Linked DNA regions of Homo sapiens: region 1 is linked to region 2. Evidence: read pairs that join two places in POLR2A ChIA-PET (ENCODE). Cell type or tissue: MCF 10A. All regions are shown on one strand. Region 1 overlaps APBB2 (amyloid beta precursor protein binding family B member 2). Region 2 overlaps APBB2 (amyloid beta precursor protein binding family B member 2).

What was found. ChIA-PET counts read pairs that join two places held together with the same protein. Peaks named below come from ENCODE experiments on the same cell type or tissue, not always from the same donor. Only the 100,000 strongest peaks of a DNase experiment are listed, where the experiment ranks them.
Region 1: POLR2A ChIA-PET joins it to region 2 with 5 read pairs; 3 of 35 experiments call an interaction of 5 or more read pairs at or near these places.

Annotation. Positions count from the first base shown.
Region 1 is chr4:41,098,890-41,103,889 of GRCh38, reverse strand. APBB2 (amyloid beta precursor protein binding family B member 2) reads left to right here. Exons shown (of 18, transcript NM_004307.2): 3 at 3,140-3,251. Among named protein-coding and RNA genes, the nearest start is that of APBB2, 110 kb to the left of the region's middle. In MCF 10A, no CTCF peak of the experiment used is centred here; no DNase peak of the experiment used is centred here.
Region 2 is chr4:41,157,303-41,162,302 of GRCh38, reverse strand. The region is part of intron 1 of APBB2 (amyloid beta precursor protein binding family B member 2); the gene reads left to right. Among named protein-coding and RNA genes, the nearest start is that of APBB2, 55 kb to the left of the region's middle. In MCF 10A, no CTCF peak of the experiment used is centred here; DNase peaks (open chromatin) are centred at 1,672 and 2,092.

The DNA of each region.
Region 1 (5,000 bases), 58 kb after region 2:
TTATGAGATAGAAAACACTTTCAGAGGTCCAGCCGCATGACTGGACCTATTAATACTTGTGATTGACAAGGAAGCTCCTGATGTTCTTGTTTTTTTGGCTAGCCTTCATTCTATTGGCTGGATTCACATGTGACGTTAAAGTGGGGGTAAAAAGGATGTTCCCACTAATGCAAAATATAAAGAAAGTAAAAATTACTCTGTTGTAATTCTACCATTTGTAACTAGCAGTTTTTCAAATGTTGGCTTTTTTTTTCTTTCTAGTCTTTTTTCTTATAAACAAAACTGGGAAGATGAGTATATTACATTATAGTCTACTTTCTCAATACTGCTTAAGAACATTTTCTCCTTTTATTAAATATTCTACAGATTTTAAAAAACTATCCATTGTTGAGTATTGTGTTTTAAAAATTATTTATAAGAGTATTACTTATAATAGAAAAATTCCTTGTATATATCTTTATGCCTATCTTGAACTCTTTAAAAGAAAATTTAGAGTCTTTTTAATTTATTGGTTTTTAAGAATGAAAAGTAATTCCATTCATTTTGTCCTTTCCAGCAATTATGGTTAAGCTGTCTTGTCTGCAAGAATCTATCTTTATAACACCGTCATCTTGATCTGTCCAAAATGGTCCTGTAATACCTCCTTTAACAACTTTAGGGAATCTTACATAAATAAATTTATCATGTAACTGAAGCTGACCCTTAAGTGTCTATGGTTGGTAATTGTAAACATTGTGAAAGACAATCTTTTTTAAATTGCATTACAATATGTTGCTGTCCTCTTAAACATAATGACAAAATATGAAAATCACAATTTCACCCCTTCTGGATAAATAACAAGTATCTTTTATAAACACTAGTTATTATGTAGTCAATTCTGATAAAATGATCTATGTGTTCTTAAAAACCACATTATGCAGAATCCTGCAGTAAAACTCACAGTGCTTAGGAGAGGAATGCAGTTGGGGACACAATACTCAAAAAACTATCAGTGACACATTAAAAAGGGATGGGAACTGAATAAATACTGTTGCACAAATTTTTCACATACTAAATGGTTAAATACATAAATAGTGCAATAAATATGGTACTTCAACTCGAAAAAGTCCTGACATTTGCTTGTGAACTCGTGCTTTAGAAGGGTTGCCACTTAGGAGTTATTGTGAAGTGGTGGCAGACGGATTACCTGAAATCAGATGGAGTCGGGATACCAGATATGGCTTGGTGTGGCTCATAGCACACTGGTGGAAACCGAAGTCACCGGTAGATGTTTGAGGCATGGACTGTGTTCATTCTGTGTAACCATATGCAGCTGGTTTTGGCCCAAGTGCAGCCTTCTGCGATAACCTAGTATTCTTGCAGTGAAATCATGCATAAAGAAACATGAAATTCGAGTTACACTCAAATTGTTCTCTTGAAAAAACACAAGCGTTATAGCAGAACTGAGTGTGCTGTATGGTAATACAGTGATGCCCAGGGGATAGGTGAAATGTGAAATTCTGCTTGTCCCTATCTGAAGTAGAGTTAATGCATGTAAGACACAGAGAAGAACCTGGCATAAGAGTTAACAGTATATAAATGTTGGCAGTAACAATGGCAATAGTAATAAATGATGCTTATGGTGTTTGCAGGGTTCTGTCTGATTTTTAGTTACAACTACTTGCTGTAGCTGTGCCCTCTTTCTAATTGATTTTGCAGTCTCCTGTGGCTTGTAAATGAGTGTATCACGCTTCTTAGAATTACGTCTAGTAGAAGTCCTGTAATAGGAGAGCCCGAGGGGTATGCCGACTTTAGGTTATAGGTTACATATGGCATCTGTTTTGCCTACTTAAACTATTTTATCTTATTAATGATTTTATTGCCTTAGAATCCATTTGCACGATTGTTGGGGAAGTAACATGTTTTTCTTTTTCTTTTCTTTTTTTTTTTTTGAGATGGAGTCTCGCACTGTCACCCAGGCTGGAGTGCAGTGGCATGATCTTGGCTCACTGCAACTTCCGCCTCCCGGGTTCAAGCGATTCTCCTGCCTCAGGCTTCTGAGTAGCTGGGATTACAGGCGCATGCCACCACGCCTGGCTAATTTTTTGTATTTTTAATAGAGATGGGGTTTCACTATGTTGGCCAGGCTAGTCTTGAACTCCTGACGTCGTGATCCGCCCGCCTGGGCCTCCCAAAGTGCTGGGATTATAGGTGTGAGCCACCGTGCCTGGCCTAGAAGTAGCGTGTTATAAGTGAGGTTAGAATTGTCAGATTTTCTGTTTCATTAGGAAAAAATGAACACGGCTTTCTCTTCCCATTCTTATCTGCAGAAATTAAGGTGTGCTTAATACATTTGAAGAGTATTTAAAAGTTGTTGATAACTTTCCTTAAGTTGTTGTGATTCACTTCTTTTTTTTTTTTTTTTTTTTTTTTTTTTTTTGAGACGGAGTCTCGCTCTGTCGCCCAGGTCGGACTGCGGACTGCAGTGGCGCAATCTCGGCTCACTGCAAGCTCCGCTTCCCGGGTTCACGCCATTCTCCTGCCTCAGCCTCCCAAGTAGCTGGGACTACAGGCGCCCGCCACCGCGCCCGGCTAATTTTTTGTATTTTTAGTAGAGACGGGGTTTCACCTTGTTAGCCAGGATGGTCTCGATCTCCTGACCTCATGATCCACCCGCCTCGGCCTCCCAAAGTGCTGGGATTACAGGCGTGAGCCACCGCGCCCGGCCGATTCACTTCTATTTACAACTACTTCTGTGTTGATAAGATGAGCTCATGTTTGGAAGTGGGAACTGGCAAGTGTGATTTCGGAAGACCTTCCTTCCCAAGTCACAATATAATTAGAAGTCCAGATTCTCCCTCGGTTCCTTTTTGTGACTCCCTGAGAAAGACATCTTTAACAGGAGTGGTTGCCAAGAAGCCTCACTAGTTCCTGCTTTTGAAACTTTAATAAGGCGACAGATCGAACTGCCATCTAGATTTAGAAAGCCTTGTTAGTATATTATGAAAGAAAAATAGTTTACATTTCTCATCATTTAAGGATCCCAATGACATCGTTATTTTGTTGATGCAGAGATACTCTGAATGACAGTCGGGTATTTTGATTTTTCATTTCTGATATGATTTTGAATTTAAAATTTTTGTCTCTACACACTTTCTAGATCGATCTCTTTGGGCTGCCTGACCTCCTTGGGTGCTTGCTATTAATTAACAGACTTTGTGGGGAAAAAAAGGAGCTTGCCTTCTGAGCTTTGTACCAAAGACCTGGGAAAAGTAAGTAATTTTAAACTTGCTTTTAAAAAATTCTGTTATACCTCTCTCAGAAAGTTAACAATAGATCCATGGCTTTTTACTTTCTTTCATTCCTGGCTTAATAAATTTTATATGTTTTCATGGATTTGTAACATGGAAGGAGACTCAGGAAACCTCTTTGTGTAAAAAAAAAAAACTTGCAAGAGATTAAGATGATGTTCTACATTGTGCCATTTCTTTTGGGTTTCATAAACTGAGTCCTCAAGGTTGTGACAAAACTTTTATCAGATTTGCAAGTGATTAAACATCAAATACAAGGCAATGTAATATGATGTGACAGAAAAGTGAGTCCAGTTGTCTGAGCTTTCAGGTGTTTTAGACTTTTAGATATTTTGGATAGGCTTTTTGGTTCTGAATTTTTAGAATAAGTATGAAATCGACTTGGTTCTTTTCTTGTCTGGAAAGGAAAGCAAAATGTGGAATTGCTTGTCCAATAAATTCTTCATGTAGCTTTGTCTTGGAAGAATTGATGCACCTCCCAGTTTTATTTTAGAATTTTTTTGAGGGCACTATAAGACATTCTAATTGAGACACTTGTTGAATGTTTTTGCTGTCTTTTAGAAAAAATTGCTTGGAACCAGAAAATTCAGTTTTATTCTCTTATCTTTTTGAAAAATGGACCTTACAGATCTATAAAGTCGATCTGTTTTTTTAATGGATACTGCTTGGAATTATGAGTGACCAAATGCCCGTAACAATATATGCAAAATAAAATATGCACGTGCACGCACAGAAACATACACAAATATCCTCTCTAGCATGTTCCAGAAACATTATCGACAATAGGAATTGTTCTTCCATTAAATTACTAGATAGCTTTCTAAACTTCCTATGCTTTGTGTCTTATAGCTCCACTCTATTTCTGGCAGTATAAATGAGTTAGTTGAAGCATGTTTAAAATAAAACAAGACAGAACAGAACTTTGCTTTAGTTCTATGAAAGCATTAAATAGTAAGATCGGATTTTATAGCTCTGTTGTTATTGTATTTACTATAAATTTAATTATTATTAAATTGGGTTTTATTTTGTAATAATTATAATAAGGTAAGGGTCTTGAGTTTTGAAGCTTATTTGAAGTTAAATATTTGTACTGAAAAAATAAATATTTTGGGAGGCCGAGGTGGACGGATCACCTGAGGTTGGGAATTCGAGACCAGCCTGACCAACATGGAGAAACCCCATCTCTGCTAAAAATACAAAAAAATTAGCTGGGTATGGTGGTGCATGCCTGTAATCCCAGCTACTCGGAAGCCTGAGGCAGGAGAATTGCTTGAACCTGGGAGGCGGAGGTTGCAGTGAGCCAAGATTGCGCCACTGCACTCCAGCCTGGGCAACAAGAGCGAAACTCCATCCCAAAAAAAACACAAAAACCATATACGTGTGTGTGCAACACACAAACACACATACACACAGACATAGACACTGCACATACACATGTAATTTCTGAGGGATGTCAAGTCTCTGCTAAAATATGAATTAGTTGAAAGTAAGGAAAATCTCACCCAAAATATATTTTTTTGTTACAGTGAAATATTTGTAATAGTGAAATATTATTGTCAGTGGAATTTAAAAAAAAAATAGAAATTTGTAGGTTGAATTTTATTGTCTTGTAATCACATGTTAATCTTAAAAGAAATATTTTATGTTGTAATTGTGTGTTGTAGTTGTTATTCCATTTTGGAAGGATATTTGAAAAAGGATTATGTTGGA
Region 2 (5,000 bases):
AATTTAAGAAATACTTTAACCAGTTGCTATGTGTAGACTGTGATTCAATACACAATCTATGTATAGATTGTGATTCGACAAATTGTAAAAAAAAAAAAAAAAAAGACGGGGAAATTTGAACACTGATCAGATAATTGATGTTAAGAAATTATTGTTAATTTTTATAGGTGTGTTAATACTATTGTGGTTATGCTTTAGAGTGTCTCTTAAAAATTTTATCTTTTTAAGAGATATATGCTGAAATATTTGTGGATGAAAGGATGTGTGATGCCTGGAATTTACTTCAAAGCAACTGGTGGTGATGAGGTGGGGAGAGTAGATAAATGTGGAAATAAGGTAAGATTCCCCATGAGTTAATAATCATTGAAGTTGGATGATGGCTGGCTGTATGGGGGTTCATTCATTCTTTCTACGTTTGTATGTGTTTGAAAGTTTCTATAATAAGCGGAAAAAAAATAAGGGATAGGAGACATGGGTTTTGTTTTTAAAGAATTGAAAGAACTTTACACTGGAATTTGGGAGGCTCAACATTCTAGCTCTAGCTTTCTCTCTAATTACCTGTGTGACTTGGAGCCACTCTTTCAACATTTCTGGGCTTCACCTACTCTCCTGAGTAAATAAGAAGTTGGCTGTGTGGGGTCCTCATTGTCCCTGGTGTCTGGAATGTTGTACTTTATTTTTTATTTTTATCTTTTTAGAGATGGGGTCTTGCTTTGTCACCCAGGCTGGAGGGCGGTGGCACAATTTTAGCTCACAGCTGCCTCCAATTCCTGAGCTCAAACAATCCTCCCACCTCAGCCTCCTGAGTAGCTGGCACTGCAGGTGCCTGCCACTACACCCAGCTTATTTTGAAATTTTTTGTAGAGAAGAGTTTCGCCATCTTGCCCAGGCTAGTCTTGAACTCCCGGGCTCAAGGAGTTATTCTACCTCAGCCTCCCAAAGTGCTAGGATTACAGGTGTGAGCCACCATGCCCGGCTGAATGCTATACTTTTGAGAGAGACTTTGGGCTTGGACTCAGAGATTCCAGAATAAACGAGCAGTGTCTATGAAAGTCATGGTTTCACCCAAGCTGTATATTTGCCAAATCACAATTCCAAACTTACCACGTTTTTTTTTTTTTTTTTTTTTTTTGCCAGGGAAGAGGATCATAGCTGCAGCATTCTGTAATACATGCTGTCAGTTTGAGTTGGTGTAATTTCATTCTAAAGCAAAGAGGCATCATATCATAATTAGCTGGGGTAGTCTTATCCCCAAAGTTAATGCTGTGGGTATAATGATTAAGAGGTCAGGCTCGGGAGGCCACATTCACATCTCAGCTTAACCACAAGCTGTGTCACTTGGACAAATTACTTATCTACCTCCTTCCTTAGAGGGTCGTCATAAGGATTAAGTGAGCTAATGCATGCGAGGTGCTTAGGACAGTGTCTGGCACATAGTAATGGTTCAATAAGTGGTAGATATAATTTTCATTGGCTTTATTAGTTTGATTTATATTTTGGATTTTCAGTTCTTGTAAGGCATGTTGAGGTTTAAGCACATTTGTCATCCTTAGGCCACCCTTCCTCCCTCCCTCCCTCTCTTTGAGCTAGAAGTATATTGGAGAGCTCATTGCAATGTGAGATGAAAGAGGGTGAGAGGGAGACCAGGGAAGGGAGTTAGTCACCAAACACAGCCTCTTAGAGGTCATCCTGTCCCACCCTTCTCTTGGAGGCTGATGGATTGAGTCGCTGAGGGATTTGCCCAAGGCGGCCAAGCCCAGGGCATTAGTGGTGGAGCCGTATCTTGAACCTGGGTCTCCTAACTGCTGGTTATGTCTGCTGCAATCTTCAGCTCCCTGAAGTCTCCTCTGTCATTCTGATTGCTAACTAGAGTGCATTCTGGAGAGAAAATTTCCCTGCGTCTGGTTTATCTAATATTTAAAAAGTCATCTCTGTTAAGGAATCTCTGGTCATGTCCTATCATTTGCAGGGAGTGAAATGGGAATGTGCATGGTGTTCTTCAAGCACTCTGACTAATCACTTCATAAGCTATGGGCTTCCGTCATTTCCTTTCCAAGTCCTGCTGATCCCAGGCCCTTGTCTTCCCTGTCCAGGCCGGCAGCACCTGTGAGGCCCCGCACCCGTTCCTTACAGCCAGCTTGCCCTGGGCCCTGGATCACTGCATTACTGTTGTCTGAATCACCTCCGTGGCCTTGTTTTTCATCCTTGATGTTTTCCCAAAAGCATTGTTTCTCCAGTATCCGCAAAACAGCATCCTGTGATGTTTTCTTCTTCTTCTTCTTCTTCTTCTTCTTCTTCTTCTTCTTCTTCTTCTTCTTCTTCTTCTTCTTCTTCTTCTTCTCCTTCTCCTTCTCCTTCTCCTCCTCCTCCTCCTCCTCCTCCTCCTCCTCCTCCTTCTCCTTCTTCTTCCTTTTTTTTTTTTTGCCCTTAAGCCTATTGCTTCCTTCCTTAATGTTATTTCTTGCTTGCTTTCATTTTCTTTGGATGCTTCTATTTATTTTCCATTCATTAAGCTGCAAATAGGATTACAAGCTTCTTTTACTTATTCCAGGGATGAGATTGCAGTTTATAGACTATTCACATCCCTTTGCTTTTTCTGCAGCTTAGAGGCACTTTATAGCTCATGAAAATTTCCTAGTAAGGGAAAAGTAATATCTCTATAAGAATTGACAGATTACATAGTGATTTTATCAACAAGATAGGATACTAGGCCTAAGAGTTGAAAAGGTTAGATATAATCCTGGGTTTGAATTTGCATTCATAAACTGTAGTTCTTTGGACAAGTTATTTTTACCTTTTTCCATTTCAGTTTTCTCATCTGAAAAATGGGAATGTTAATACTCATCTCTTTGGGTTGTTGTCTTGGCAGATTTACTGAAGGAGTTAAGTAAGTCGGCTAATATTACTGTGTATATTGTGATCTTATTTGCGCTTCATAGAAAAATAGCCCTTTTGAGGTAGATAGGGTTATTTTCTCCATTTTTATCTGACTTTATATTAATTCATCTGTTCCCTTCCCTTCTTCCTTCCTGTTTCCTATCAGAGAGAGAGAGAAAGAAAAAGAGAGAGATAGAGAAAGGGAAAGGTCGATTTAAGGCTAATACATTTCTCTTGTACAGATGCAGCATTAAGGCCTAGTGAGTTTGAGACTTGCCCTACAGTCCTCTCTTGGAGGAGGTGGCAAGGTGGGAGTGGAGAACTCCTTCCTACATCTTTAAACTTCAGGTCTGATTGTGGTTCAGTACAACCTGAGAGGACCTGAGGGTGAGGTGGGGTGGGTGTAAAGCTACCCTTTTAGTCAGTTTCATGTCCTTGATTTGGAACTGTGTCCGGGATTCCTGAGCCCAGGTCATAGACTAGGAGGCAGGGTGGTGCAGGAGGCAGACACACCTGGGATGGAATCTCGGCTATGCTAGGAACCTCTCTGCTCCTCAGTTTCCTCATTTGTATAGTAACCGTGCTGTGGGGTGACCTTGAGAAACGGGACAGATGGGTAAAGGGCCTGGCATGTAGTAGGTGCTCAATCGATATTAGTTCCTTTTCTAGTTTAAAATGTATTTCTGGTTTGTGCTACAAAAAAAATCCTGCTAAAAGAATTTCAGGCAGCAGCATACAGGTTGCAGAGGCATTTTTGTGGGCAGTGATACCCCTCAACACCCTTGAACTATTCCCATCCTCCTGGGAAAGACCTGTCTTGTAGAGTTGGGACTTGCTTTCAACCAGTGTTTCTCACCTCCATGTGTGCATTAGAATGACATTGCTTTGTCAAAATACACATTTTGGGCTCCAAACCAGACCTGTTGCCCAGACATGTACCTTTTGGAAAAGTTTTCCAGATGTTCCTGATGCCACTGTAGCATAGAGCTACTGCTTTCAACAAACCAGAATGACTTCTTAGTGTGTCTAAAATATGATTCCGTTTGGGCATAGCCTCTTAGACATAAACTCTTAGAGAAATAGGAATCCTTTTCTGAGAAAAGAATATACTCTTTTCACCTCTGACTCATTAATGGGAAATGGATGTAATTTTCATAGTAATAATAGCCAATTCAGGTGCTTTTACTGTATTATTTAATTCTGACAGCAGCCCTGTGAGTTAGTTGGTATCATTATGCCTATCCTGCATGACATGTCCAAGGCCACACAGCTTGGAGAGTGTGGAGCCAGGCTTTGAACCCAGGCAGTCTGGCTCCAGAGTCCATTTTTTTTGTCCCCACGAATATCCCACTTCTCTTAATTACAAGTGAGATTACCTTGGGAAATGCACTTTGGAGTCCGTGGCTCTTTTGTTTGTTTGACTGTTTGGTTTTTGAGGTGGAGTCTCACTCTGTCGCCCAGACTGGAGTGCAGTGGCGCAATCTCGGCTCACTGCAACCTCTGCCTCCCAGGTTCAAGTGATTCTCCTGCCTTAGCCTCCTGAGTAGCTGAGATTATAGGTGTGTGCCACCACACCCAGCTAATTTTTTGTATTTTTAGTAGAGACGGGGTTTTACCATGTTGGCCAGGCTGGTCCCGAACTCCTGACCTCAAGTGATCCACCCACATCATCCTCCCAAAGTGCTGGGATTACAGGTGTGAGCCACTGCGCGGCCTGGAGTCGTAGCTCTCAGCTAAGAGCCATGGAAATTTGCGAAGAACTGGCAGCTTCTTTCTCACTGCCCCTGTATTGTTTCTTGGCATATCTTGGTCTGGTCTGGATTTCAGGAAGATCCATGCATTGCAGCAGTTGTGTGTGCTGTTGGCTTGGTGTGGGTGGTGAAGCAAATTTACAATTCCATCTCTCATATTTGCTCATTCCACTCTCCCACCTATCGGTAGAGCGTTTGGGATTAGCTTGCTCTAGGGGTGAAAAATTTAGGGGTGAATTATTGGGCTTCTTTCGCTCTAGTTCAATGGTAAACAAAGTTCTCTTTGCTCCCAAGGGCCTGTTGGCCTTCACCAACCTAGTGTTAGAAGGTCATTTGAAGGGGGCTTTCATGCAGGAGCTCTTTGCAGCCTGG